Linked DNA regions of Homo sapiens: region 2 is linked to region 1. Evidence: read pairs that join two places in POLR2A ChIA-PET (ENCODE). Cell type or tissue: MCF 10A. All regions are shown on one strand. Each heading gives the region's core, and the rest is flanking DNA. Links, peaks and the distances in the headings are about the cores only.

Region 1 (11,435 bases), core at 3,288-8,287:
TACAAAGATTAGCCAGGCATGGTGGCACATGCCTGTAATCCCAGCTATTTGGGAGGCTGAGGCAGGAGAATTACTTGAACCCAGGAGGCAGAGGGTGCAGTGAGCCGAGATTGCACCATTGCACTCCAGCCTGAGCAACAGAGTGAGACTCCGTCTCAAAAAAAAAAAAAAAAAAAACAAAAAACCAACAACAATAAAAAACAGAAGTTCAAATTCAAGGCCAACTACTCAAGAGGCTGAGGAGAGAGAATTACTTGAGCCCAGTAAATCAAGGTTACAGTAAGCTATGATCCTGCCACTACACTCCCACCTGGGTGACACAGCAAGATCCTTTCTCTAAAAATAAAAAATTTTTAAAAAGAGTATATGAGTTTCAAAGCAGTAGAGAAAAAACGGACTGAAGGAAAGAAAAAAATCTTTCAATCAATTCAAAAGAATGAACAGAAGAATCAGAAAAAGAACACATAGAAAACACCAAATACGATGGTAGAAAGAAATCTGCATCCTGTTTTGGCCAGGTGCGGTGGCTCACACTGTAATCCCAGCGCTATGGGAGGCTGAGGCAAGTGGATAGCCTGAGCTCAGGGTTCAAGACCAGCCTGGGCAACATGGAAAAACCCCATCTCTACAAAAAATAAAAAAAATAAAAATTAGCCAGCTGTGGTGGTGCATGCCTGTGGTCCCAGCTACTTGGGAGGCGGAGGTGGGAGGATCACTTGAGCCTAGGAGGCGGAGGTTGCAGTGAGCTGAGATCTGCCACTGCACTCCAGCCGAGGTGACAGAGTGAGACCCTGTCTCAAAAAAAAGAAATCCATCTATTTCCAAAACCATAACAAATGCAAATGGCTTGAACTCTCTGGTTAAAGAGCACAGATATCAGACTAGATTAAAAACAAAAGGAAATCCAGCCCTAGGCTGTCTACAGGAGACATGAGGACAGGGATCATAGGCCAAGAGTCCTATACAGGCTGAAACCACAGTCATGGTAGGTAAGCAAGTAGCAATGAACTGTGGCCAAGGCACCAAAGCATAGCAACAGGAAAGAATGGTACAAAAAAACAGATGAGAGAGGTAGGAAAAGGACCCAGAGTGATGAGCCAGACCCAAGGTGGAGAAGACTATTCATGACAATAACTGCTATGGAGAAGTCAGGTAAGAGGAAGTCACAAGATGGGCCACCGGGCAGTCAGGTAAGAGGAAGTCACACAAGATGGGCCACTGGGCATGAGTAGGTGGCCAGGGACCTCTAGGAGAGCCAGCTGGAGTGAGAGTGGGCTGGGCTGAAACGCTCCACTGTTGTTGAGCTGGCAAGGAGAAGAGGGGGAGAGAGGAAGTGGGGACAGAGTGGACTCTTCTTTGTGAAATCCTAGGGTAAAGAGAAGTGACACAGGTTGGGGTTGGGGAGGGAGAGAGAGGTGTGACTGTAGCTGTAGGTAGAGAATTAAGGCATAGGAGGATGTGGGGTGCCCAGACCTAGGGAGGAAGCCAGGGCAGGACACAGAGGAACAAGCAGTGGGGCTGATGGTGGGCACATGGGGAATGGACCAGGGAAGTGGGCACAGATTTCCCAGGTTGGGGCAGGGGTGGGCAGGGCTGCTTCAAGGAGTGCTGTGTAGTGGGAGGACAGGAAGAGTTCTGAATTTCAGAGGTGACCTGCTTCTGGGTAATGGCAAGTCTACAGTCTTGTGATTTGCAGCTACAGAATGGAGCCACGATGGGAAGCGATGGCTTGTGAGCCCAGGGCCCGAGGATCGGACATCACAGAGTGAGATTAAACTGACCAGCACTACCAGCTTCCAAAGGGTACCTGATGCTTCTCAAGGGGCCAGCTTGGACTTGGTCCTTGCGAGGACATTCTGATGTGCCCCAGGTTTTAGCCGTTGTCTTTTACCAAACACATGCAGGACAGTCTTCCCAGTCTGGAAGCCCATATCCTTGCAGTCCCACCGAGAACGGGATGGGGTCCGGGATGGCATTTCAGGTACCATCCAGAAGACAAAAACACACATAACCAAGAGTTATCACAAAAGTTATAGTTTCCCATTTAAATGCGGAGGGTGGACATTCCTGCTTTCTGTAGTGACCATTCTAACTTCATTTCGATTCCATATATATAACATGCTGGGGGCAGGGAAAGAAGAAAGGGAAAATAGTTGGGTCGCAATATGATCACTTATTCTCAGCTTCCGACTACACTAAAAATCCTCACATTTCCAACAGTTTTCTTAGTTCTCCCAGAAATAAACACACAATAGAGCATATGTATTTAATATCAGAAAATCCTTTACAATGGTGATTGCGAAAGAGACCAACCCACTTCTTTTCTTTTTTTTTTTGAGACAGGGTTTTCAGGCTGGAGTACACTGAGGCCATCATAGCTCACTGCAGCCTCAACCTCCTGGGCTCAAGCGATCCTCCCACCTCAGTCTCTTAAGTAGCTGGGACTACAGCTACACGTGCCACCGACTGATTTATAAAACTTTTTTGTAGAGACAGGGTCTCACTATGTTGCCCAGGCTGTTCTCAAACTCCTGGGCTCAAGCAATCCTCCTGCCTGGGCCTCCCAAAGTCCTGTGATTACAGGCATGAGCCACTGTGCCCGGCCTCCAACCCACTTCTAATAGTTCTTTTACTTCATGTATATATATATACATATATATATATGTATATATATATATACACACACACACACACACGTATACTATATACATATATACACATATACATATATATACACATATGTACTATACATATATATATACTACATGTATATAATAAAGATAATACATACTGGATAAAAATTCAAACAACACAAAATGAATGAGAGAAAAGACAAAAGGCCTCTGTACTTGGGGTAGGCACTAGGGATGGGGGAAGGGTCAGGTCTGTGAGCCATACACATTAATTAGTAGGTAATAAAAAACAGTTGTTTTACCTTTTGAAGCTGCTGATTCAACATATATTTGGCTGTGCTTTGGCTGTAACATCCTTTAATCCCTCCCTTTCAGAATCTACCCCAATTTCCTGTTGCCACCTTACCTCCCTGATTTAAGGGTGCAATTCTTCAAGTGCCTTCTTTCCAATTCTAGAATTTTTAATTTAGCCTTTGGTGCGGCAGCAGTTTTGTTTTCTAATTACTTTCTTTGCAAACAAGCATGAGTTGGGCCCAACAGTGATACAGGCTTTCATGGGCTAGCCTGGCAACCTGGAGCTATTCACAAGGTGCTTCCTTGGGAAAATGCTTTCTATGTTTTACATGAACAACTGGGGAGATGCTTACTTGTAAAGTGGGGGTGGGGGTGAGCCTCTTCATCTGTGCTACCAAAAAAGAGCTCGCCCCTAGTCCTGCTTGCCCTGTTACTAGGGTAGGCTTTGCAACCAGCGACTCTGGGACCCCAGTGCCTGGGTTCTAATCCTGGCTCTGAGGCTTACTAGATCTGTGACCTCCAGAAAGGTATTCAACCTAAATGAGCTAACAGTATGTATAAAGTGTTTACAATTATGCCTGGCATATCGCATGTGCTGTATAACAAGAGAGTTGGGTGAGGTTAGTCCAGTAAGACATTTGACAAATTCTTAGAGCCGCAATCTCCCTTGAGGCCAGTGAAAGCTACGGCTCCTCTTCCCAGAAAAGTGCACACATGTAACCTTCTGCACAGTTTCAAGTACCCCTGACCCTTGAAGCCCACCCACACACTGCAAGAGTCCAGGACCCCTGATTTCAACCGTCTGGTCTTCTCTACAGTGATGTGAAGGTCTCAGGGATAAAACTCTGAGGCAATTCTTAAAAGTATTATGTTCCCATGCATGGAACTATTGAGCAGGTGCCTCTCTCTCCCCGTTTTAGGTTCCGCTTTTGGCAGAAACGTTACACCTTTCCTCCCCAAAGCCCTTTTGACCCTTGCCAGTTTTTCTCTTGCTTCAGGCCAAATCCTCCCAGGGTCACCTTAAGACAATCTCTGTGTGCAGCTCCACACACTTTTAGGGAATTATTCTGATCCTTATCAAAAGCTCTGATGGTTCAGCCCATCTTCAGTGCTTACAGAAGTCAGACCAGAGCATGGACTAGAGTCTGCAGGGTCTCCATCAACAGCAACACAGGGGTGGGTCACCCTCAACAAGCAGGTAGACAGCACAAACTGGAAAAAGCCAAACATCAGAGAAGTCACCCCAGGGTGACTTTCCCAGCGTCACCCAATGAGCTCCCAGCAAAGCTGAGAACCTGTCATTTCAGTACTTTTGAGTCCATCAGTGCTTTACAGACATTACCATGCATGTGAATTAAAATGCAGATCCAGTAGGTTTGCTGAGGAGCCCAGGGCTCTGCATCTCTAACTCACTACCAGGTAACGCTGATGCTGGTCCATGGACCACATATGGAGTGGCAAGGTTCACATCAAGGTTAATGAACTGTACCACCCTGGTTAAAGCCTCTTCATCCACACTGCAGGTGGCTATTTAAATGTCCTTTCTTCAGGAAAGCCTCCCCTCCCCCTCTCCATGATTACTGGCTTCTATGCCTCTGTACTTTTTCCTTTGAAGCATTTATAACCACTGTAATTAAAGAGTATTTGTGTAATTATTAGTTTAATGCCTGCCTCCCAGGGAGACTGCAAGCTTCACGAGGACGGGACCTGCACAGTGTCTAGCACATCACAGACTGCCAATGAATGAGGAGCTGCTGTGGTCTGGAACAGGCTGGGCCAGCATCCTGGAGCAGGCAGGTAATGTTTACACATGTGGCAAACAGCCTCTGGTGGTATCAAGGCCAAAAAGGACATTTCTTAGTTTTAAAATTCCCACTAGTTTCAAATATATGCCAACTAAACTTTAACCTGAAAAGCAATCTTTGCCCATAAAAAGATCTCCTACATCTTTATCAAGTGCAAAATAGCCCTAATCTCACAACAGCCACTCTGCTTGAGGAACAGTTAGGCCCCTAAAATAAGCATTCCCTTATAGGCCTCACTGGGTGAACCCTCTTCAGGCACACTCCCTGACCAGCCTCCCTCTGCTGCAGACCCACAATTTCTTCTTTAGTTTTTCTGCTGCTGTCCTTCCAAGGAACCCCAAAGTGCTGAACGCCCAACTCTTTGGCATGGGCAGAGACATATGACCACATCATCGTTCCTGAGAGGCAAAGTTTGAAGTTAGACAGCCTGGGTTTAGATACCAGCTCTGTGCCCTTGGACAAGTTATTTAACTCCTCTGCCAAATGAGGATAAGAATGCAAGAGCCAGCACCTGCAAGAACTAAGAGAGACAAATACACAAAGCACGTAGCATAATTCTGGCCTAAGACACATGATTATTATTATTCTCCCTATATTCTGAGTCCAATTCAAAACCTATTGTTTTAGGCCGGGTGCAGTGGCTCACGCCTGTAATCCCAGCACTTTGGGAGGCCGAGGCGGGCAGATCACGAGGTGAAGAGATCGAGACCATCCTGGCCAACCTGGTGAAACCCCGTCTCTACTAAAAATATAAAAATTAGGCTGGGTGTAGTGGCGCATGCCTGTAGTCCCAGCTACTCAGGAGGCTGAGGCAGGAGAATCGCTTGAAGCCAGGAGGCGAAGGTTGCAGTGAGCTGAGATCGCGCCACTGCACTCCAGCCTGGTGAAAGAGTGAGACTCCGTCTCAAAAAAAGAAAAAAAAAATCTAAAAAAACCTATTGTTTTGCACAAGTCTCCACCCAGGGGCTCCACCCCATTCAGGATCCTCTCTTCCCAGCCCCCTCCTGCCTCACCTGTCTGGAGCTTGTTTGAAGCAATGACTCACAGCACAACTCTGCAGCTCCCATCAATCACCTCCCTGTCCCTGCCTGTGTCATTCATGGGTTCCTTCTGGCAGGCAAATCTTCCCTAATGTCCAGTACATTCATTCAGCAAGTATCTACTGAGGGCCCACTATAGATCAGACCCTATTCTAGGCACAGGGGCTCCGCAATGAACAAAGCAAAGACGTCTACCCTCACAAACGTTCTAGTACATTTAACCCACAGATGGAAATCAGTTCAGGTCTTGGGTCCTTACACTCCTTCTCTTCTCTCCTGACCAATCCTAAATAAATCACATACAAGTCAAAGTATGAAGAAAGCATTCCAGATCAAAAAATGGTGTGATGTGAGAAAATCCCGATGACTAAACTGCTTCTCTGATTGTTGGACTTTGAAGAAGTCAGTGTTGAAACAGCCTGAATCACCCAGTTCCCCCTAGTTGTCTCACTGGCCAGTCACATCCTCCAGCACAGTTTCTGTAACACATCTGGAAAATGAGGCGCTCCATTTACCCAACTCGTGTGCGGCGTGAGCGCACGGTTTCATGCTCTCATAGCTACATTCTTTGAAGTGAGCTTGATTCGGGATCCCCAGCAGTAGCAGAGACAGTGGCCTTGTAGAAACAGCACTGGGAACAGGCTCTGAAAGCTCAGGTTGAGTGCTGGCTCTGCCACTTACTGTGTAATCCTGGGTACAGAGCTTTCTTCCTGCCTCAGTTGCTTTCAGACAATCTCTAAGGCCTTCTTCCAGCTTTGAAGTCAAAGGGCTGGGAGCAAGCACCATTAACAGCAGGCCCAGCACATTCACAGATTCCTTATTTCAACATAATGAGTCCTGCCGCGGGCTAGGCCCTGGCTAGGCCTGAGGAACGAGGGTATGGGAGGGGTCAGCAAGCCAGATTATGAGCCTGCGCCAAGCATCAGCACTGGTGGGGCCAGGGAGCTGACTTCACTTGTCTCCTCCAAGATGCGCTGGACTCCTCCTTTATTTATTTATTTACTCCCTTCTAGAAAGAAGTTGTGCTTCTTTCCAAACACAACTCTGCTAGAAATATCTCTGGGCCACAAGGCAAACCTAAAATAGAAGTGCAAAATCTCTGGTGGTCCCATTAGTCTCCCTTCCTCCAACTCAAAAACCATTCCAGACCTTGTCTGTCTCCTTGTCTCTAGACAGTGAGCCTAAAATAAGTCTCCCTGGTAGGAAATGCCTGGTTGGAATGGAAATGACCCAAGCCCTGGAAAAATGGCCCGCTGACCACACACCGTGGGCTGAGGACTCACCCAGGTATCAGCTCTGAGAAGACAAGCAAGTGAGCCCGCGTCCCACTTCAACTCACTGCAGCCCCCTCCACCAAGACACAGGCAACCAGGCCAGGCTGGAGGAAGAAAATGTGACCCAAACATCCAATTCCCCCTACCCAAAAGAAAGCAGCTCTATCCCCACGGCCCTCATGCAGGAAAGCCAGCTCCAGAAGGTCACTGGGGCACCAGGTGGGCACCTCTCTGGAGCTACAGATGACCGATCAGAGGTTCTGCTCCGAGACTGGCAGGTACCCAGCACAGTTACCCTGGCCTGAGGGTCAGCTAATAAAACCAATGAGAAAGTATAGAAAATAACATTCTCTTTAAAACAAATGAGAAAGGAATGGCCACTCTAGGTTTTCAGAAGTCAAAACCAGATAGCCCCATCGGCTTTGATCACATTAGGAATACACTGTCTCTTATCTAACGAGTTAAGAACGGTTTTCTTCTTCCCTTCTCCCACGTGGCCCCATTGGTTCTCTAGGCCCCCTGGTGAAGATGCAATAGGGACACAGACCCCCAGCCCTCTACTTGGCAGAAATGAACTTTGACTGGTTTTACTTACACGTGTACAAATGCAGGACTGAGAGGGCAGCTTCAAAGCTGGCTGAGTGACCCCCAAGAGCACAAAGTCCTTCTCCGCACACCTGTGGGGGAGTTTTGTGAATTTCCCAGATGCCCACAGGGACTAGTTATGTACACTGCAGGTCGATACCGGCCGGGAGTTTCCATTTTGCACAGCAAGAAAGGTGCTCAGGGTGCCCTTTGCAGGTGGGCACTCGGCCTGCAGCTCAAGGGTGGGCCATGACGTTGGTCCCTCACTGGATTGCCCGGCAGGCCTCCCTCAGACCCAGTAGGACGAGTACCTCGAAGAGTCCTTGTGATCCCAGCACTTTGGGAGGCCGGGGCGGGCGGATCACGAGGTCAGGAGTTTGAGACCAGCCTGGCCAATATGGTGAAACCCCGTCTCTCCTAAAAATAATTAAAAATTAAACGGGCGTGGTGGCGTGCGCCTGTAGTCCCAGCTATTGGGGAGGTTGAGGCAGGAGAATCGCTTGAACCCGGGAGACGGAGGCTGCAGTGAGCCGAGATCGCGCCACTGCACTCCAGCCTGGGCGACAGAGCAAGACTCCATATCAAGAAAAAAGAAAAGGCACCCCGGATACTGCTACGCCTTGCCCTAACCGTCTCGCAAATCCTAGAGATACATGAATGACCCTTTCAGGTTGGTTAAAATCCACACAAGCACCTCCCTGGCCTCTTAAATCTTTCCAAACTACAGCTTAGACTGGAGGGAAGCAGTTGCAGCGCCCATAAAAGTCATCTTAAAAGGCAAGTTGGAAAAAAACCCGATACGCACTAGTTAGCAAGTCCGCGGTGAAGGGGGCGGTGGCCCAAGGGCCGGATCTGCGGGATCTGTGCGCCTAGGGTGGGGAGGCTGGGGCTGCCCCGTCGGTCCCCGAGCCCGCGCGCCCACCTGGTAGCCTGAGGGCCCCGATCTGACGCTGGTGCTCACGCCCCACAGCTCCATCCAATTAGGAAAATGACCGCGAGAAGACGGAGAGAGGGCGACGAGGAGGAAGGGGGGCTGAGCCGCGGGAGGCTCAAGACGGGCCGTAGGGACCCCGCCCGCCACCCCCACCCCCACGCCCCCAGACAGCGAGCGCCGGTCCTGGGTCCCCGGCCCGCGGCGCCCCGACGCTGTCCCGGCGGAGATCCCGCGGCGCCCAGCGTGCGGCGGCCAGTGGCCCTCGGGGACGCCCCCAGCCCCGCCAGCGGCGCGCTCAGCTCTCCCCCACCCCCGGCCGGCTGGGACGCGCAACAACCCCACCCGCTCCGAGAATAAAGTTTGTGGGCAGCCGTAGGGGCGGGGCGGCGAGGGGGTGAAACTTTGAGTCCCGGGCCGGGTGTGGGGGGAGCGCACCCAGCACCGGGACACCCACGTGCGGGCCCGAGAGCCTCCGCCACCGTCGCCTCCCGGGCCTCCCGCGCCGCCGCCGCCGCCGCCGCGACGCTTTCCTTTCATTTTTGCCTCTCTCTCTCTCTCTCTCTCTCTCTCTCTCATTCGCGCGCTCTCCTCCCTCTCGCCCTCTTTCGCTCGCTCCCTCCCTCTCCCTTCCCCCTCCCCCTCCTCTCCCTCCCCCCCACCCCAGACGCCATCTCTCCCTCTTTCCCCGGCTCTCCCTCTCTCCCTCCAGCTCTCCGGCATGAGGGAATGTGGAAGTGAAAGGAAAAGACGACATGTTTGCAGCGCGGCGCGGGCCTGCGCGCGGCCGTCCCCAGGGAGAGGCGGGGGGCGGGTCGGCCGCGGCCGCAGCGACCCACCCCCGCGCCCCCCGCGCCCCCGCCGGCCGGCAGCGCGGGGCTGCGGGGCTGGGGCTGGGGCTGGGGCGGGGGGCCGCGCGGGACACTCACCCTGGGTCCGGGCGCGGCTCCTGCGCTGGGGCCCTCGGCGGGCCGGGCCGGGCCGGGCCGGGGGCTCCTGGCTGCCCACCGCCCGGGCTGCTGCTGTGCGCCCGCCGCCCGCCTCCACGCGCGCCCGCCGCCTGCTCCTGCCGCCCTCCCTCCGGCTCCTCTCTTTCTCTCTCTCCCCCCTCCTCTCGCTCGCTCTCTCGCTCGCGCTCTCTCCCTCCCTGGAAGAAGGGAATGAGGCAGGGCTGACGTGAAGGGATGCAAAACAGCTCCTCCTAAGCCAGCTCGCAGAGGAAGAGAGAGACAGAAAAGCAGCCCTTTTATCTCTCTTTTGTTTTCTCACTTCCTTCCACCCCCAACACCTCCCTCTTGTCAGCCCAAGTTTTCTTTTCTCTTTCTACCGCAGAGGATTTTTCTTCCTTTCTTTCTCTTTCTTTCGGTTCAACTCTCCCACTCGAATTGAAAGCCTGAAGGGTTTTCTTTCTCCTGTTTTTTTCTTCCCTCTTTTCTTCCTTCTTCCTCCTTTCTTATTTCTCTAAAAGGGTTTTGTTTGCTGTGGGAGTTTCGTTTGAAAATCAAGTCACGCCTTTTTTCCTTCTTTTCTTTCTTTCTCTCTCTCTCTTTTTTTTTTCTCCTCTCAGCAGAAAAGGGGAACAAAGATTAACTGAAGCGGGGAAGAGGCAGACCTCGCTTGGAAATGGGGGGCCCGGCCCTGTCCGGTACAAAGGGGGCCCGGGGGCCCTGCGCCCCGCCCCCCCCAAGGGAAGCCAGGGGCGTCCTCTGGAGAGGAGAGCCGGTGCGGGTGTTGGGGCACGGGTGCGGCTCCTGGGTGCCGGTTCCTTCCCAAGTGCGAGCGAGGGCCGCCGAGCCCGCCCCTCCCCAGCCAGAGGTGGCAAGCTGGGTGTGTGTGCTTCACTTATGTATTTTTAAAGTAGGCAGATGGGCCTGGAACAAACATCCCCGCAGAGCACTGAACAGCAAAAGCCTTTAAACAGCTGTTAGCAGAGCCCTGGACGGCCTGACTCGAGGGAGCGGCGCGGGCTCCGAGCGCCAGGGCCCGGGTGGAGAAGGGGCTCAGGGCAGCTGCTGGGATCGGCGGGCTGGCGGGGTCCCCGAGCCCAGGGCCTGGGCCTCGGCCCCGGGGCGCACTGCTGGGGGGCGCCGAGGCGTGGTCGCTGGCAGCGCGGCCGTCAGGTCCCTCTCGGCTCCCTGAGGGGCCGCGGGGTTTGGCACAGCCTCGCCGCCCTCCAGCTCCGGCGCAGGCCGGACACCAGGCCTCCAACCTCCAGAACACCCGCCACTCCGAGCCGTTTCTCGACTGCAACGCAGGGCGGGTCCGGAGCCCTCGGACAGAGCCGGGCAGTGCCGCCAGGAAGGGTCAATTATTCATGGGGCGCCCGGGCGTGCTCCCAAGACCTGCTCTGTCCTCGGGTTCTCCGGAGGAGTGGGGAGAAGACGGGGGAAAGTTCCCAAAGCAAAGTTGGTCACATTTGTCATTTTCCCAAGTAAGTATTGAGCACCTGCTGGATGCCGGGCCCTCGGACTGGGGCTGCAGCCAGGGGGAGAAACGTGAGGTCTCGGTGGGCCCCGAGAGCAAACTCAGGGAACAATGCAAGGGAAGCTGCGGCTCAGGACCAGGTCACCGGGAGGAAGGAAAGCCTGGATCCTCTCCCCTCCCTCTTCCCTTCCTTCCCTTCCCTTCCTTCCTCCCGGCTGCATCTCCTTGGCTCCACCCCTTCTCCTCATCAATTCCTCCCACACTTCCCTGCTCTCCCTGGCTTTTCACTGAAGGGTCCCTTCTCCCAGGGAGGAGCAGATGCTGAGCCCCATTGTCTCTCCCCCAGTGACTGCAGCCTCCCGGGGACACGACCTGCCACTCCTCACCCCTCCCCCCAGCCCTGAGCCCTGGGCCTTTAGAAACGAGAGCCCCAAGGCCACGGCCCCTCG
Region 2 (10,206 bases), core at 3,714-8,713, 87 kb after region 1:
TATATACATATATATACAGTTTTTTATGCACTGAGAACATGTTTTCAGAATAAAATACAAATTCTGAGCCCTGCCTACCACTCAGATCTCATCTATGCTGGACTCCCTAAGAGTCACTGTGCTCCATCAGCCTTATTTCTTTGCGCCCTCAACACTTTACATTGTCTCTTGCCCCCTGGCTTTTGTTCTTGCAGGTCCCAGTGCCTCAACTCAAAAGGCACCTTCTAGAGAGGTCTTCCCTGGCTACCTGTCTCCTGACCACCCCAGTGCACGCAGTCTCTCCCTTCCCCATCCCTTTGTTGAGTTTTCTTCATAGCATCTACCACTGCCTGAACCTCTCTCATTTCTGGGTTGCTTTATTTGTTCATTACCCCTCTCCTCTACCAGGGTGTCTGCCTCATGACAGCTTGGATCTGATCTGTTCGGTTCACCTCTATATCACCTAGGACAGTTCTCAGTAGAGAGGAAGTCCTCCGTTAATATCTTTTTTTTTTTTTTTTTTTTTTGAGATGGAGTTTCACTCTTGTCGCCCAGGTTGGACTGCACTGGCGAGATCTCGGTTCACTGCAACCTGCGCCTCCCAGGTTCAAGCAATTCTCCTGCCTCAGCCTCCTGAGTAGCTGGGATTACAGATGCGTTTCCCCACTCCCAGCTAATTTTTGTGTATTTAGTATGGGGTTTCACCATATTGGCCAGGCTGGTCTCGAACTCCTGACCTCAGATGATCCGCCCGCCTCAGCCTCCCAAAGTGCTGGGATTACAGGCATGAGCCTCTGCGCCAGGCCAATATCAATTAAATAAGTGGCTGCTGAGTACACTGTACTGTACTTTGCTGCTTTCAGTTAACAGTAAGTGAAATCATTTAATATTGTGCATGCACACACATACGTACAGTATGCCATGTATGCACATGCTTCATTCTTTTTTATGGTTGCATAGCCTCTCTTTGAATTGATATTTCATTATTTGTTTAGCCAGTCCCCCACTGATGGACATTTAAGTTGTTTCTAGTATTTTGCTATTTCAAACAATACTCACGTACATGTCATTTCGCATTCAAATATTTCTTTTTTAAATAATTAAATTAATTATTTTTATTTTTATTTTTATTTTGTTTGAGCCAGAGTCCCACTCTGTCGCCCAGGCCGGAGTGCAGTGGCACAATCTTGGCTCACTGAAACCTCCGCTTCCTGGGTTCGAGCAATTCTTCTGCCTCAGCCTACCGAGTAGCTGGGATTACAAGCGTGTGCCACCGTGCCTGGCTAATTTTTGTATTTTTGGTAGAGACACGGTTTCACCATGTTGACCAGGCTAGTCTTGAACTTCTGACCTCAAGTGATCCACCTGCTTCAGCCTCCCAAAGTGCCGAGATTACAGACGTGAGCCACCGCACCCGACCAAATTAATTAATTTTTGAAACAAGGTCTTGCTCTGTCACCCAGGCTGGAGTACAGTGGCACAATCAGCTTCAATCTCCAGGGCTCAAGCAATCCTCCCACCTTAGCCCCCCGAGTAGCTGGGACTATGAGCACACGTCACCACGCCTGGCTAATTATTAATTATTTGTAGAGATGGAGTCGAACTATGTTGCCCAGACTTGTCTCAAACTCCTGGGCTAGGGCGATCCTCCCACCTTGGCTTCTCAAAGTGCTGGAATTACAGGTGTGAGACACCGAGCTGGCCTTTTTTTTTTTTTTTTTTAATAGCTGAAACTTTAAGTTTTGTTTACAACAGCCATCCCAGGCCTGGCACAGTGGTGCTACAAAAAGTTTAAACATTACCTGGAAATGGTGGTGTGCACACCACCATTACTGGGGAGGCTGAGAGTTGAGCCCAGGAATTCAAGGCTGCAGTGAGTTACTCCAGAGTGAGATCCTGTCACTTTAAAAAAAAGGTCAGGCACGGTGGCTCATGCGTGTAATCCCAGCACTTTGGGAGGCTGAGACGGGCAGATCACTTGAGGTCAGGAGTTTGAGACCAGCCTGGCCAACATGGTGAAACCCCCATCTCTACTAAAAATACAAAAATTAGCCAGGCATGGTGGCACATGTCTGTAATCCCAGCTACTTGCGGGGCTGAGGCACGAGAATCACTTGAACCTGGGAGGTAGAGGTTGCAGTGAGCTGAGATCACGCCACTGCACTCCAGCCTGGGTGAGAGAGTGAGACACCATCTCAAAAAAATAAAAATAAAAATAAAAATATGAGGAAAGAAATAAAAAAGGAAAAGCCATCCACAATGAAACTATTAAAGTTATTTATTTATTTATTTATTTATTTATTTTTTAGTATTTTTACAGTTCTTTTAAATTTGTATCACTTATCTATTTGAGAGTCAATTGTCCTGATACACTTTGGACCAACTGAAATAGAATTGGATCAAAACTCCATTCACTGCTTAACTTCCATATTCCTTTATTAAGAATGCCATGATGGCATTTCAGGTTTCCTGGTATCAGCGTCAGCTCAGACCCATATTTAACAATCCTTTAAAATTATGGGCCAGGCGCAGTGTCTCAGCCTGTAATTCCAGCACTTTGGGAGGCCAACCGGTCAGATCACTTGAGTCCAGAAGTTTGAGACCCACTTAGGCAACATGGTGAAACCTCATCTCTACAAAAAATACACAAAAATTAGCTGGGTGTGGTGGCATGCACCTGTAGTCCCAGCTACTTGGGAGGCTGAGGTGGGGGGATCACCTGAGCCTAGGAGGTTGATGCTTCAGTGAGCTATGATTATGCCACCGCACTGCAGCCTGGGCGACAGAGTGAGACCTTGTCTCCAAAAAAAAAAAAAAAAATTTTTTTTTGAAAAAAAGCATCGGGCTGGTGGCTCATGCCTGTAATTTCAGAACATTATGGGAGGCTGAGGCAAGAGGATTGCTGAGCTGAGGAGTTCAAGACCAGCCTGAACAACATAGTAAGACCTTGTCTCTATTTAAAAAATTAATAATATAAATAAAATTCTGGGTAGTCTCTTTTCCCTTGTGCAGTTATTTGATTAAATGACCATGATCCCTCTAGGGGCAAGTCTAGAGAACTATTTTTTTTTTTTTTTTTTTTTTTGGAGACGGAGCCTCTGTCATCCAGCATCCAGGCTGGAGTGCAATGGTGCAATCTCGGCTCACTGCAACTTCTGCCTCCCGGGTTCAAGCAATTCTCCTGCCTCAGCCTCCCAAGTAGCTGGGACTACAGGTGCATGCCGCCACACCCAGCTAATTTTTTGTATTTTAGTAGAGACTGGGTTTCACTGTGTTGCCCAAGCTGGTCTCGAACTCCTGAGCTCAGGTATTCCACCCGCCTCAGCCTCCCAAAGTGCTGGGATTACAGACGTGAGCCACCACGCCCAGCGAGGACTATTTACATATATACATGTGATGGTGTTCCTCGAGGGGGCACAGCCTCTCCTTCAATCAATGGACTCTGTGTCTGAAAACTGACTCAGGCCTGGAAATGGATGAGGGAGTGTAATTTTCTATTGTAGTGAGCATCAGTCTTTTACCCATCAGGTCTAGTTTTTGTTTTTATTTTTATTGAGACCGAGTCTCACTTTATTGCCCAGGCTGGAGCACAGTGGCATGATCTCAGCTCACCGCAACCTCCGCCTCTTGGGTTCAAGTGATTCTTGTGCCTCAGCCTCCCGAGTAGCTGGGACTACAGGCGTGCGCCACCACACTGGGGTAATTTTTATATTTTTAGTAGAGACGGGGTTTCGTCACATTGGCCAGGCTGTCTCAAACACATGACCTCAGATGATCTGCCCGCCTCGGCCTCCCAAAGTGCTGTGATTACAGGCATGAGCCACCGTGCCCAGCCTGTGTTTGTTTTTTAATACAAATTGAACATCATGCTCAGAGGCAGTCCACCTATCTTGACCCTGGTACCATAAAGCTTGTCCAGGCATCCTAATTGCCTACTCTAGCCTGGCTGCTCCTTCTGACAATTACATCTACCTTGCCTGGCAGGTAAGTGTGGCCACTAGGCCCCTGCCATTCCCAAATCCCATCATCTCCTTTTACTTGGGAGTCTAGTTCCATGGTAGTATCTATTCTATCAACCCCACAGGGCATCTCAAAGATACCTGACTTCCCTTGTTGCCTCTGGGCTGCCTGGGTATAGTTAGATGGTGGGTCCTCAGGTCCTAGACAATAAATCCATTTTAACATTGCTCTCTCCCTGAGTCTCATAACCTCTTCTTCAATACTGTCAAGGAAGTTCTGGCATCTCCACCTAATTGTTGTGTGCAAGTTTCATATTCAAGTTTTCCAGTTCAGGCTTTTCAGGGTTTTCAGGCTCATCCACCCCAGGTCCCCAGCCCAGGGCCTCACTTTTTTCCTAGAGGAGCCGTGATTTGACAGGAGACCTATCAAGGCTGCACACTCAGGCTTCTTTGACAGCTCTGTCGTCATCAGATACTGAGCCCGATTTTTAGCAGTTGTCCCTGAAGCTTCAGGAAATGAGTCTCCTTAAAAACTGCCACAAAGCTCCCCATGGCTATTTTTTTTTGAGACAAAGTCTTACTCTCTCATCCAGGCTAAGGTGCAGTGGGATAATCAGGGCTCACTGCAGCCTCTATATCCCAGGCTCAACTGATCCTCCACCTCAGTCCCCGAAATAGCTGGGAACCACAGGTTTTTTAATTTTAGTAGATATGAAGTCTTGCTATGTTGCCCAGGCTAGTCTTGAACACCTGGGCTCAAGCAAGCCTCCTGCATCAGCCTCCCAAAGTGCTGGGATTACAGGCATGATCAACACCATGCCTGGCTCCTCTGGGCTCTCTTAATCACTACTTCCCCTTCCACAAAGATAACTTCCTTGCTTTTCTTTTAGAATATAACCACCCAAGCTTTTATTTCCAAACAATATAGTTTAGTCTTACCTAACTTTTTAACATTGCATAAATGAAACGATATAATCTACAGCTCTATGAATTCTTTAGTGACTATCTTCTTTACTACAACATTCTATTTATGACAGTCCTCATGTTGTGAGTTGCAATCAGTCATTCATTTTTATGGCTGTATCATATTCCATCGTAGGACTACATGCCAATTTATTTATAAATTCTACCTTCTCTAGACATTTGAATTGTTTCCAGTTTTGAACTATTATGAAGAGTGTTGCTATAAATTTTCTTTCTTTCTTTCTTTTTTTTTTTTTTTGAGACAGAGACTCGCTCTGTCGCCAGGCTGGAGTGCAGTGGTGCAATCTCGGCTCACTGCAACCTCTGCCTCCCAGGTTCAAGCAATTCTCCTGCCTCAGCCTCTTGAGTAGCTGGGACTACAAGCAAGCGCCACCATGCCCAGCTAATTTTTGTATTTTTAGTAGAGATGGGATTTCGCCATGTTGGCCAGGATGGTCTCCATCTCTTGACCTCGTGATCCTCCTGTCTCAGCCTCCCAAAGTGCTGGGATTACAGGTGTGAGCCACTGCACCCAGCCTCTATAAATTTTCTTGTATATATCTTTTTTTTGAGGTGGAGTCTCGCTCTGTCTGCCCAGGCTGGAGTGCAATGGCACAATCTCGGCTCATTGCAACCTCCACCTCCCAGGTTCAAGTAATTCTCCTGCCTCAGCCTACTGAGTAGCTGTGGGTTTACAGGCGTGTGCCACCATGCCCGGCTAATTTTTTATATTTTTGGTAGAGACAGGGTTTTACCATGTTGGCCAGGATGGTCTCGAACTCCTGAACTCAAGTGATCCTCCTCCTTTTTTTTGAGATTTGGTCTTGCTCTGTCACCCAGACGGGAGTGTAGTGATGCAACCAGAGCTCACTGCAGCCTCCATTTCACTGGCTCGGGGTCCTCCTGTCCCAGCCTCCTAAGTAGGTGGGACTACAGGGATAATCTACCAGGCCCAGCCAATTTCTTTTATTTTTAGTAGAGACTAGATTTCACTATGTTCCCCAGACTGGTCTCAAACTTCTGAGCTCAAAGGATTCTCACACCTTGTGTGTTGGGATTACAGGTGTGAGCCACTGCACCTGGCCTTGTCTATATCTCTTGGTGTACATATGTAAATGTTTCTATTGGTTGTATACCTGGGAGTGGAATAGCTGGCTCATAAGGTTTGCCTATGTTCGGTTTTCACAGATACCAAAACAGTTTTCTAGAAACTGATTTGAGTAATAAATAATAAGGCTCTGGTCTCCCGCAAAAAAAAAAAAAAAAAGTTTTCTAAAATGATTGTATCCTGTCCCCACACCCGGCCTCCCCATGGCTTGTACATATCTAAAGTTGGCTGTTAGCTATCCTGAGACTATCATTTTCTTTTTTGTAAGGTTTCAATGCTGTTAATAAAAGCTGGTCTACCCTACATTTCTTTTCTTTATTTTTTTGATGCAGAGTCTCACTCTGTTGCCCAGACTGGAGTGCCATGGTGCAATCACAGCTTACTGCAGCCTCAAACTCCTGGGCTAGAATGGTCTCGAAACCCACCTCAGCCTTCTGAGTAGCTAGAACTACAGGGATATTTCACCATACCCAGCTAATTAAAAAAAACTTTTTTGTAAAATTACCAGTTTCAATAATAGCTAAAAGTGTTCAAAATGTTAATAAAGGTTTTTGTTGCTTGGCTAAATAAATAAATAAATAAATTTTGTAGAGACAGGGTCTTACTGTGGTGCGTGGGTTGGTCTTGAATTCCTGGCCTCAAGTGATCCTACCTCCTTGACCTCCCAAAGCACTGGATTATAGGCATGAGTCACCACACCTGGCCAAATAAAAGCTAGCCTACTCAACATTTCTTGTAATGATCATTGCTCCATACCAGTCAAATGCCACAGATGCCCCGTTTACCTGCCCAATTTCACTCTCCACCTACAGCTCACCCCCAATGAACTACAGGTGAGAACCTTAATAATTTTGTTGCCACTTCGTGCCAAGGGTTATCATGAACCACTTACCACTAGTAACAATGCTCATATTGCTGTCATGAGGGATTGTTTCCATGTGAAATCAGTGGAGCCCTAGGCAGAATTGATCACTACAGAGAGGTGAAGACAGAATAGGTCAAAGGCCTGGGAAGAATGTGAGGCCAAGAGGCTCTGAATGGCATTAAGAGATGTTTGATCTAGGCCAGGCATGGTGGCTCATTCCTGTAATCCCAGCACTTTGAGAGGCTGAGGCGGGTGGATCACCTGAGGTCAGGAGATTGAGACCAGCCTGGCCAACATGGTGAAACCCTGTCCCTACTAAAAATACAAAAATTAGCTGGGTGTGGTGATGCACGCCTGTAATCCTAGCTGCTTGGGAGGCTGAGGCAGAATTGCTTGAACCTAGCTATTGGGAGGCTGAGGCAGGAGAATTGCTTGAACCTGGGAGGTGGAGGTTGCAGTGAGCTGAGATCACACCACTGCACTCCAGCCTGGGATACAGAGCAATACTCTGTCTCAGAAAAAAAAGAAAAGAAAAGAAATAGATGTCTGATCTAAAGGCATATCATAGATTTTCTTTCCAAACTAGGCTTACTCCATTTGCATTTATTGATGTGATGTGATGGATAGGTTTGGACTTCATTCTGGCATCATGTTATGCTTTCTCTCTTCAGCGATTTCTTTGTTTTTCTTTCGCTCTGTGGTGTGTATGTAATTTCTTCAGGCTTTTTTTTCACTGCCTTGGTGGCAATTTGGCATGCTATTTCTTCTGGAACCACCAGACTTTGTCAGGACAAGATGTGTCAGATATGCTAAGATGCGATCTGATGCATACAGTCTAAGACTCCACACACAAATGCACTTTCTGTTTGTTTTACTGCTAGACATTTGTGTCCTACACAGGAATCCTGATAAATTTGATTTTGCCTGATGCCCATCAAAAGACAGGGAGAAAAATGGTTGGTATGTGTATAATTACATGCGCAGTTTTAGGGAAGACATTCCTGAGAGAACTTTGATTTTGACTACAGTTAAGGAGAATCTTCTGCTTATAATTTCATCTGTCTGATAACTGGAAGAATTTTCTTTTCTTTTTTTCTTTTTTCGAGACAGAGACTCGCTCTGTGCCCCAGGCTGGAATGCAGGGTGCGATCTCAGCTTACTGCAACCTCTGTCTCCCCAGGTTCAAGCGATTCTCATGCCTCAGCCTCCTGAGTAGCTGGGATTACAGGCGTGCACCATGACATCTGGCTAATTTTTGTATTTTTAGTAAAGACAGGGTTTCACCATGTTGGGCAGGCTGGTCTCGAACTCCCAACCTCAAGTGATCCGCCCACCTCAACCTCCCAAAAGTGCTGGGATTACAGGCGTGAGCCACTGCGCCCGGCCCAAAGAATTTTCTACTACACACCAGCTTCTGGCACATTATGATTCACACTTTGTTCCTTCTCCAGCACCCACAAAATCTCAGTGCCAGGCACTGTAGGGCACATTTCTACTGAGATGTGACCTCTGGCCCTGCTCCTTCATGTCACCCACTTTGTGCTCTGTGCCAGATGAGTTGGCACAGAGGGAGGTAGGATATTTCTACACCAGGATGGCTGGCTATAATTTAATTATAGGTGGAGAAGAGTACAGACCACATAAATGTATTCCACTAAACCCAAACTAAATGTATTCCATGTCAGTTTCCCCTCATTCATATTTTACACCACCATCACTTGACATGAGGCAAAAGAGAATTCTGAGCAAAAAAGTAGTCTCTGCTTGAAGCAAAATTGCCTTAACTATGAAAATTTTACAAAAGCGGATGCCCATGTGAACACATTATGAGAACCTTCCAACACTGGCCTCAATAGGGGCTCATGGAACTGAGAGGCCCAAAGTTTTGGTGTCTGTAGCTGTAAATTTGCTTCTGCTAACAATTAAAAAAAAAAAGAGGGCCGGGCACCCTGGCTCATGCCTATAATCCCAGCACTTTGGGAGCCTGAGGCAGGCGGATCACCTGAGGTCAGGAGATCGAGACCATCCTGGCCAACATGGTGAAACCTCGTCTCTACTAAAAATACAAAAATTAGCGGGGCATGGTGGCACATGCCTGTGATCCCAGCTACTCGAGAGGCTGAGGCACAAGAATCGCTTGAACCCAGGAGGCAGAGGTTGCAGTGAGCCAAGATTGCGCCATTGCATTCCAGCCTGGTGACAGAGCAAGACTCCATCTCAAAAAAAAAAAAAAAAAAAAAAAATTAGCTGCACGTGGTGGTGCACGCTTGCAATCCCAGCTACTTGGGAGGCTGAGGTGGGAGAATTGCAGAGGTTGCAGTGAACCAAGATTGCACCACTGCACTCTAGCCTGGGTGACAGAGTGAGACTCTGCCTCAAGAAAACAAACAACAAAAAACTGGACATTTTGGAAAGTTTGATGATGAGGAGGAACACAAAGCAAGAGGAATTAGTGTAGGAATCAAATGTTGAATGGTGTTAATCGAAGATAACTTGATACTGTCTCCATGGTACCTTGTGGTTTATAATTTAATATAGAGACATTATTAAACTGCAAAATACATGGAAGAAAGTCCAACAAAATTCTGGGGTTTTTTCCCGTGATGATTGATGCTTTTTAGGAAATAAATGTCAAAACCTTTCCAAAAATTTTCCTTTTCTTCTTTTGGGTTCCTCTGTCTTGCTGGTGCCTGGCCTGCAGATTGTGCCGATGGGGTGAAGTTGCAGAGCCTAATAAGCAGATGACTCTTCCTGAGAGGATTTAGAGCAGCCCTGTCCAATACAACTTTCTGCAACAAAGAAATGTTCTGTGTCTTGTAGTCGCTAAACACACGTTGCTATTGAGCACTTAAAAATGTGGCTAGTGAAAGTGAGGAATTGAGTTTTACATTTAATTTAGGTTTAATCAGTTAGAATCGAAATTTAAGTAGCCACATGTGGCTAGTGGCTACCATGGATGGCTGTGCAGTTGGAGCCACAGTGAGGGGGAACGTGACACAGAAAAGGGAAAGAGGAGGAGGACATGCCAGCCAGGTGGCTGTGAGCAGCTGGAGGGTTTTGAGCAGAGAGGGCCAAAGGACAGTTCTACCCAGAGGGGCTTTCCAGTAGGGCTTTTCTATGTTTTTCCTTCTCAGACATACACCGGGCAGCCAGGTAGGCCAGCTAGGAGTGGGGCTGACTCATCCATTAGGCCCATCATACTTTTAGCGGTCCACAAAATGTTTTTATTCTTTTAAAATTTAAATTTAATTTCATTAATTTTTTTTAATAGACAGGGTTTCGCTATGTTGCCTAGGCTGGACTCAAACTCCTGGGCTCAAGTGATCCTCCCA

The links. Peaks named below come from ENCODE experiments on the same cell type or tissue, not always from the same donor. Only the 100,000 strongest peaks of a DNase experiment are listed, where the experiment ranks them.
Region 2: POLR2A ChIA-PET joins it to region 1 with 11 read pairs; 11 of 35 experiments call an interaction of 5 or more read pairs at or near these places.

What each region holds. Positions count from the first base shown.
Region 1 is chr15:89,999,671-90,011,105 of GRCh38, reverse strand. ZNF710 (zinc finger protein 710) reads right to left here and starts at 9,782. Exons shown (of 5, transcript NM_198526.4): 1 at 9,492-9,782. MIR3174 (microRNA 3174) reads right to left here and starts at 4,351; the gene lies at 4,265-4,351. RefSeq lists enhancers at 7,433-8,200, 8,201-8,969 and silencers at 8,669-9,168, 9,584-9,752, 10,161-10,330. In MCF 10A, for the core only: no CTCF peak of the experiment used is centred there; DNase peaks (open chromatin) are centred at 5,765 and 6,205.
Region 2 is chr15:89,914,441-89,924,646 of GRCh38, reverse strand. No RefSeq gene overlaps it. Among named protein-coding and RNA genes, the nearest start is that of ARPIN-AP3S2, 6.6 kb to the right of the region's middle. In MCF 10A, for the core only: no CTCF peak of the experiment used is centred there; DNase peaks (open chromatin) are centred at 6,716 and 8,366.